Linked DNA regions of Homo sapiens: region 1 is linked to region 2. The links are chromatin contacts, found by Hi-C or POLR2A ChIA-PET in ENCODE. All regions are on one chromosome and are shown on one strand. The core of a region is the stretch at or near the end of the contact, and the rest is flanking DNA. Distances in the headings are between cores, read along the strand shown.

Region 1 (3,298 bases), core at 451-2,950, 110 kb before region 2:
TTTCATGGCTTCTGGCACACCCTGTCAGCATTCTCTTCCCAGGAAGGTACTGGGAAGCACTGCCACGTGTACTCCTCTCATTCCTTTTCACTACTACCAAATTTCACACCCCCTCAATTCTAGTAATATGCATTTTCATTAAATCTGGTAATATTTAACCTGGAGTCAAAAAGCAATTTCTTGTGCTTAGAAGACTTTCTATTTCTTGTCATGAATTGATTGGTTATAAATGTTAAGGGACTAAGCTGTTACAGCAAATTTGGGGAGAAAGAGAGTCAGTTCCACGTGCTGCCCCAAAGCAGCATCTGTGTATCAGAAAATCTTCAGGGAGTCTCTGGCAGTGTGGAGGCCTAAGCTAAAACCAGGAGGACTGAGAACATATGTGCCAGGAAGGTGATTTTGATGCCAGTTCTGTCTCTCTCCTGAACCCAATCAACTCAATCATTTCTGTTTAACACAAACTCACATGAGTGCCTCCTAAAAGCTGGTTCAGTCAGCTGCCTCCAGGTCAGACCAGTGAGGATGGAGGCCGGTCACTCAGTGTTGTCTGTGGGTGCATGCAAGGGGCAGTGTGGTGCTCTTGAAAGGCAGTGCCCAAGGACAGCAGCAGAAATGCCCCTGCCTTCCCCACTCAGGAAGGGCATCACTGTCCACCCACAAGCAGCTTCCAGAGCCATCACTTATAAATATTTCTTCTCTCATTTAGATTTCCCTGTGCCAAGAAAAAAAAACAAAAACAAAAAAACACCTGCCTGCTCTGAGTCAGCCTCAGAGATGACCGTGGTTGACTGTGCTGTCTGCCATCTGCTTTTAACCACGAAAGAGGAAGCAGCTATGTGGGACACCACATCAGGGAACCTTCCGGACCTAGGGTCTCACTGCCTGGAAACTCCCCTGAGCCTCAGCTTCTTCAGATGGAAGGGACTCTGCTAACTCAAAGAACCCCTCATACTACCCACCAAAGGAAAGTCCCCATCAGGGAGACTAGCAAGGGAGGCTGAATGTAGAACAGCACTCAGGTTAATCCTAAATCCCTACCTGGCTTTCCCTCCTCAGTCATCAACATAGTGATGGGGTGAACTTCGATGATGTTGTCTGGGGACTGACCTTCATATCCTCTGATCCTCCCAGTCTTTTCTTCTTACCTTTTCTCGTACCCAGTGTGTGGTGGGTGGGTAGGGAGGTAGATGAGTGAAAACACCCACAGGAAGGAGGATGGCAAAACTCAGATCCAAAAGCAACAACTCTGCCTCAGTGTTGTAAATAAGCAACAGCTTTTCCACCCAAAACAACTCATTTGTGCAAGGTCACCAGCAAACTGTACAGCTGTCTCCCAGCCCTGTCAGCTATAATTTCTAATAGCTGTCACTGTGTCCTGGCTTGTTAAAATCCGTGAAGGAAATCATTTCATGTAGCTTTTTTTTTTTTTTTACGAGATGGAGAGAGAAAAGAATGGTAGCAGAGTAAAACAGCAAGTGCAAGCAGATGACAGAAATTTCTACAGACACTTAATAGACAGACATTCCTTAGGCCTAGTTCAAATATCTAAATTCCATCTGGGGACTTGGCTGTCAAAAGATAATCATCTCTTGCTTCATTTCTCATATAATTTCCTAAACCCTCGGGTCTCAGCTAGTGCAAGGTCCTGTCATGGTCACCTGTGGCTTGGGCCAATTCTCACTTCCCCTGAAGGGCAGCTGCGTGTAGGGAGCGGGGGCTGCCCAAAGTTTCACTCTGACTGGAGGTAAACTTAACATCATTTCTGCATTAGTCATTTAGAGCCCTGGGCTCAGTACTTTCCCCCAACTGGGTTTCTGCTTTTGAGCTCGCTCTGCAATTTCCCCAATTCTGACTCAATTCTCTCTGGGCCCAGGGAGCTGTCAACAGCCACTCCTCCCCACCCATTTCTCCAGCTGTAGCCCTCTTGCAGGTGTCCTGCCCACAAAAGAACACCAGCATACAACGCCATGCAGGGCCCACTCTGAGCTGGGGACCTTCTGCCAGTTGCCACCTGGGATCTCTGCCAGGTGCCCAGAAGAACCTCACACCAGACATCCCTACAGCTGAGCGCTGCTCCCACCCAGTGCTCTGGACTTTGGGGAAAGTACCACCGCCCACTAGCTCACCCCAGCCACATGCTGTCCCCAGTGCCTCCTGTCTTCCCACTCCATCCACGTGGTCAAGCCTTGTCTCTTCCCAGGACATTCCTGCCACACCACAAAGGAGGCTGGCATCAAAAGCCAGGGGGTGAGCTTGCTGATGGGAGAAGAGGAGAACAGGAAGACACAGTTGAAGAGTGGTAGAGCCTGCAGCACCTGCCCCAAGACCACTGCCACATCCAAGTCTGGCCGCATGGCCTCTAGTGCCAGGGCCTGGCTGGGGGACTCCTGACACTGCACCTGCCCCTAAACCTCTCAGCAGCCTTGACAAAGCTCAGGGGGCTACGCAGGGCTCTGTCATAGAGAATAGGAAAGGAGGGCACACAGCACACCAACTCCTGCTAGAAAATCTCCAGGGGCTCCCCATTCACTGTGGGTTTCTCTTTGCTTCCCCTTGAGGTCATAATTTTCTTTCTTCTGAATGCAATTTTATCTTCAGTGGGCTTCATTACACAAACAAGCAAAAAGAGTGGGGCTGACTGATCAGGGCAAAGCTCAGTGAGCTCAGAGGGCACTGGGGCAGGCTCCCCCTGGAAACCCTGCTGCCTCACTGAGGGTGAAGTACAGACCCCAGGGAGTGTCCTTCTGGCCTGGCCGCCCCCACATGCCATTGGCTCTTCCTGTCTCTGCCGCTCCTCCCAGTCCCCCGCCCCGCAGCCATTTCCATCCATGCACCTCTAGAGAACCCTAGGTCTATTCACTTCCATCTGGAAAACACTTCTTCAGAGTTTCCACCAACGGAGCCTCAGCCTCAGTGTCACTTGGATGAAAATTTTCGAGACTTCCAGAAGGTGAGTTGTTAGTTTTCCCCCTTGGGGCTCTGATTAAATTTAACTCTCAGCACTTCAGCTTACAAGGAATCTTCCCTTCCGTGAACTTATTTGGTCCTAATGAGACCATGGGAAGGAGTGGGCTGCCCTCAACCAGCAGACATGCTCAGCACTGTGTCTGCCATCCCAGGATGCAGTTGGGGCACTGTCCCTCTGTGCAGAGGCTGGGCAGGCAGACATCAACTTACCGCAGGTCTGAGACTATCTCCAAAGACAGTGTTCTTTCCTTGATGACGACCGACTCTTTCCTACACCTGACCCACACTCTGTGCCAAGCAAGGATCATGCACTCAGGGCCCTGGCTCCTCC
Region 2 (3,287 bases), core at 409-2,908:
GTCTGAGAAACACTATCTCCCCTTCATGTTTGAAGGATAGCTTTGCTGGTTACAGTATTCACAGTTGACAATTTTAGTCTTTCAGCACTTTACATGTACTCCCACTTTCTCCTGGGTTGGACAGTTGCCATTTAGAAGTCTGCTGCCAGTCAGATTGGAGCTCCTTTATATTATTCACTTATTTTCCCTTGCTGCTTTTAGTAGTTTATTTGTCTTAGGCCTTTGAGGGTTTTATTATCCTATGCCCTAGGGTAATCTTATTTGGCTTTACTCTGTCTGGTGATCTCTGACCTTCTTATACTTGGAGATTTATGTCTTTCTCAAGTTTTGGAAAGTTTTCTGTTATTATTTCTTTGAATAGACTTTCTTTTTTTCCCTTTTTCTTTTCTGAGAAGGAGTCTCACTCTGTCACCCAGGCTGGAATGCAGTGGCATGATCTCAGCTCACTGCAACCTCTGACTCCCAAGTTCAAGCAATTATTTTGCTTCAGCCTCCCAGGTATCTGGGATTACAGCTGCGTACCACCACATCCGGTGAATTTTTGTATTTTTAATAGAGACAAGGTTTCACCATGTTGGTCAGGCTGGTCTGGAACTCCTGACCTTCAGTGATCCACCTGTCTCAGCCTCCCAAAGTGCTGGGATTACAGGCATGAGCCACTGCACCCTGCCTCTTTGAATAAACTTTCCATTCCTTGCTTTTGCTCAGCTTCCTCTTGAACACCAGTAATTCTTAGATTTACTATTTCAATGTGATTGTCTATATCTTATAGGCATGCTTTATTACTTTTCATTCTTTTATCTCGTCTGTGTATTTTCCATTAGCCTGTCTTTAAGCTCACTGATTTCTTTCTCTGCTTGATGCATCTGCCATTGAGAGCCTCTCATGAATTTTTGTTCAGCAGATGTACTTCTTAGTTTTAGGATTTCCGTTTGATGTTTTTAAAAAATCATTTCAATCTTTTTCCTTAAATTTATCTGATAAATTTCTTAATTGCTTTTCTGTATTATTTTGTATATCACTGAATTTCCTTAAAAATACTACTTTGGGGCTGGGTGCAGTGGCTCACGCCTGTAATCCCAGCACTTTGGGAGACTGAGGCGGGCAGATCACGAGGTCAGGAGTTCGAGACCAGCCTTGCTAACATGGTGAAACTCCGTCTCTACTAAAAAAATACAAAAGTTAGCAGGGTATGGTGGCGGGCACCTGTAATCCCAGCTACTCGGGAGGCTGAGGGAGGAGAATCACTTGAACCTGGGAGGCAGAGGTTGCAGTGAGCCGAGATCGTGCCATTGCACTCCAGTCTGGGTGACAAGAGCAAGACTCTGTCTCAAAAAAAAAAATACTATTTTGGATTCTTGATCAGAGAGCCCACCTATCACTGTTTAGTTAGTGTTGGCCAGTGGCTTCTTGCTTTGTCCACTCGGGAAGATTATGGTTTTTTTGTTTGCTGTTTTTTCTTATGAATGTACATCTACGTCTCTGCATTAAAGGATTAGTTATTCATTCGAATCTTCTCTGTCTGGCTTGTTTAATTTTCTATCGGGTGTGTTAGAGATTGTTTGCAATTTACCTTGAATATCCTTTTTGCTATGTCACTACCTCCTTTATGGCACTAGATGGCACCTTAATCCCAGGTTTGCCTCAGCTCTAGCAACCATTCAGAGCACTTCTTGTGCCAGATGAGGGAAGTCCTAAAGGGAATACCAGGGAAGCTTGGCAAGGCTAGCTAGGGATTTATGGTCTGAGAACCTATGAAACATAGCTCCTACAGCATGGTGTTACTGAACAGCCACTGTGATTTGGCATCTCCTTTGGCTAAATAACTAAATTTCCCAGGCTGGGGATACTAGTTGCAACCTAATCTCTTTGTTTCTGGGTGTCCTCAGGAGTTTTTCTCCCTTAAGGCACTGGCTATACTTCTTGTGGGTGTCTTCTGCCTGGAATCCCAAGATGATGGGAAAGCTGGTTGTCTTCCTTAATCTTCTTCTTCATCTTTTTTTTTTTTTTTTTTTTGGTCTAGTAAGATTTAATAGTGAAAAATTATCTGCACACTTGGTGTCTGGCAGATTTGTGCTAGGATGTCAGGAATATAAAAGTCTTACTCTTTTATGTCTGCATGGATTTTTTCACTTCTCCATTATTTCAGTAACTATCTTATTCACATATTTGAGTTCTGTGATATTGCTGATGATAATCTTGGTGCTGTGCATTTGTTTAAGATTTCCTGTGGGTCAGGAAGTGGAAACCAGCTTGCTTCTACTCAGCCTTTTTGGTGATGTCACTGCCCTTATGAATTTTGAAAGCTTTACTGTGAAGGGTGTTAAATGAGTAACATGTAGTAAGGTATTTGTAGACACATACTTAAAAGATATTTCTAAGATGTTGCTGGAAAAATGAATTTGTAAATGTATTAATTTAGTGATTTCAAGTGTTTACCAATTGCAAATATATAATAAAATGTTTAAATATGTTTATTTAAAGAATACCTTTAAATAAACCTCTTAAAATCTTTGTTGTGAAGACTGTTCTTTTAGTAAGTGGATATGTGTGTGAGGTTGTAGACACTTACATTAAAGATAATTCTAATAATGTTATTTATTAGATGAGTTGGTTACTATGTTAACTCATTGAATGCAAGTGCTTACCACATTATAAAGTATGCAATAATGTGTTTAAACATGTTTTAAAAGATGCTTTTGTTATTCATTTTAAGAGCTTTGTAATGAAGAGTGTTATTTCAGTGAGTGGATGTAATACTATGTAGGGAATAGTTAGTAGACACATGGCTAAAAGATGATCTAAGTGTGTCATTGATAAAATGAGTTGGTGACTATGTTAATTCAGTGAATGCAAGTATTATCAAACTGGAATGTATGTAATAAAGTGTTTAAACATGGTTCTTTAAAGATTTTTCTTACCACGCATTTTATTTTATTTATATATATATTTTTTGAGATGGAGTCTCACTCTGCCACCCAGGCAGGAGTGCAATGGTGCAATCTTGGCTCACTTCAACTTCCTGTGCCCCCCAGGTTCAAGTGATTCTCCTGCCTCGGCCTCCCAAGTAGCCGGGACTACAGGTGGATGCCACCAGGCTCGGCTAATTTTCTTTGTACTTTTAGTAGAGACAGGGTTTCACCATATTGGCCAGGCTAGTCTCGAACTTCTGACCTCAGGTGATCTTCCCGCCTCAGCCTCCCCAAGTGCTGGGATTACAGGTGTGAGCCACCGCGCCCAGCCTCTTTCCATGCATTTTAAAAGCTTTGTTCTGAAAATTGTTACAT

The links. A loop is a pair of places that touch in the nucleus more often than their neighbours do. ChIA-PET counts read pairs that join two places held with the same protein, here RNA polymerase II (POLR2A). Pooled maps may share reads with other maps.
Region 1: a loop to region 2 is called in a pooled map, with 6 times the contacts of the local background. The contact joins two enhancer-like sites. A Hi-C loop is called at or near these places in 8 of 50 pooled maps. POLR2A ChIA-PET finds 5 or more read pairs at or near these places in 3 of 52 experiments (Panc1, RWPE1 and WTC11).

The regions. Positions count from the first base shown.
Region 1 is chr7:55,532,716-55,536,013 of GRCh38, forward strand. All of the region lies in intron 1 of VOPP1 (VOPP1 WW domain binding protein), which reads right to left. Among named protein-coding and RNA genes, the nearest start is that of VOPP1, 38 kb to the right of the region's middle. RefSeq lists enhancers at 882-1,001, 1,072-1,141, 1,482-1,541, 1,582-2,191, 2,212-2,371 and 1 more. Within about 2 kb of position 1,701, at least 21 of the 41 ENCODE cell types and tissues checked have a DNase peak (open chromatin) inside an H3K27ac peak, as active enhancers do.
Region 2 is chr7:55,639,758-55,643,044 of GRCh38, forward strand. No RefSeq gene overlaps it. Among named protein-coding and RNA genes, the nearest start is that of VOPP1-DT, 69 kb to the left of the region's middle. Within about 2 kb of position 1,659, at least 2 of the 41 ENCODE cell types and tissues checked have a DNase peak (open chromatin) inside an H3K27ac peak, as active enhancers do.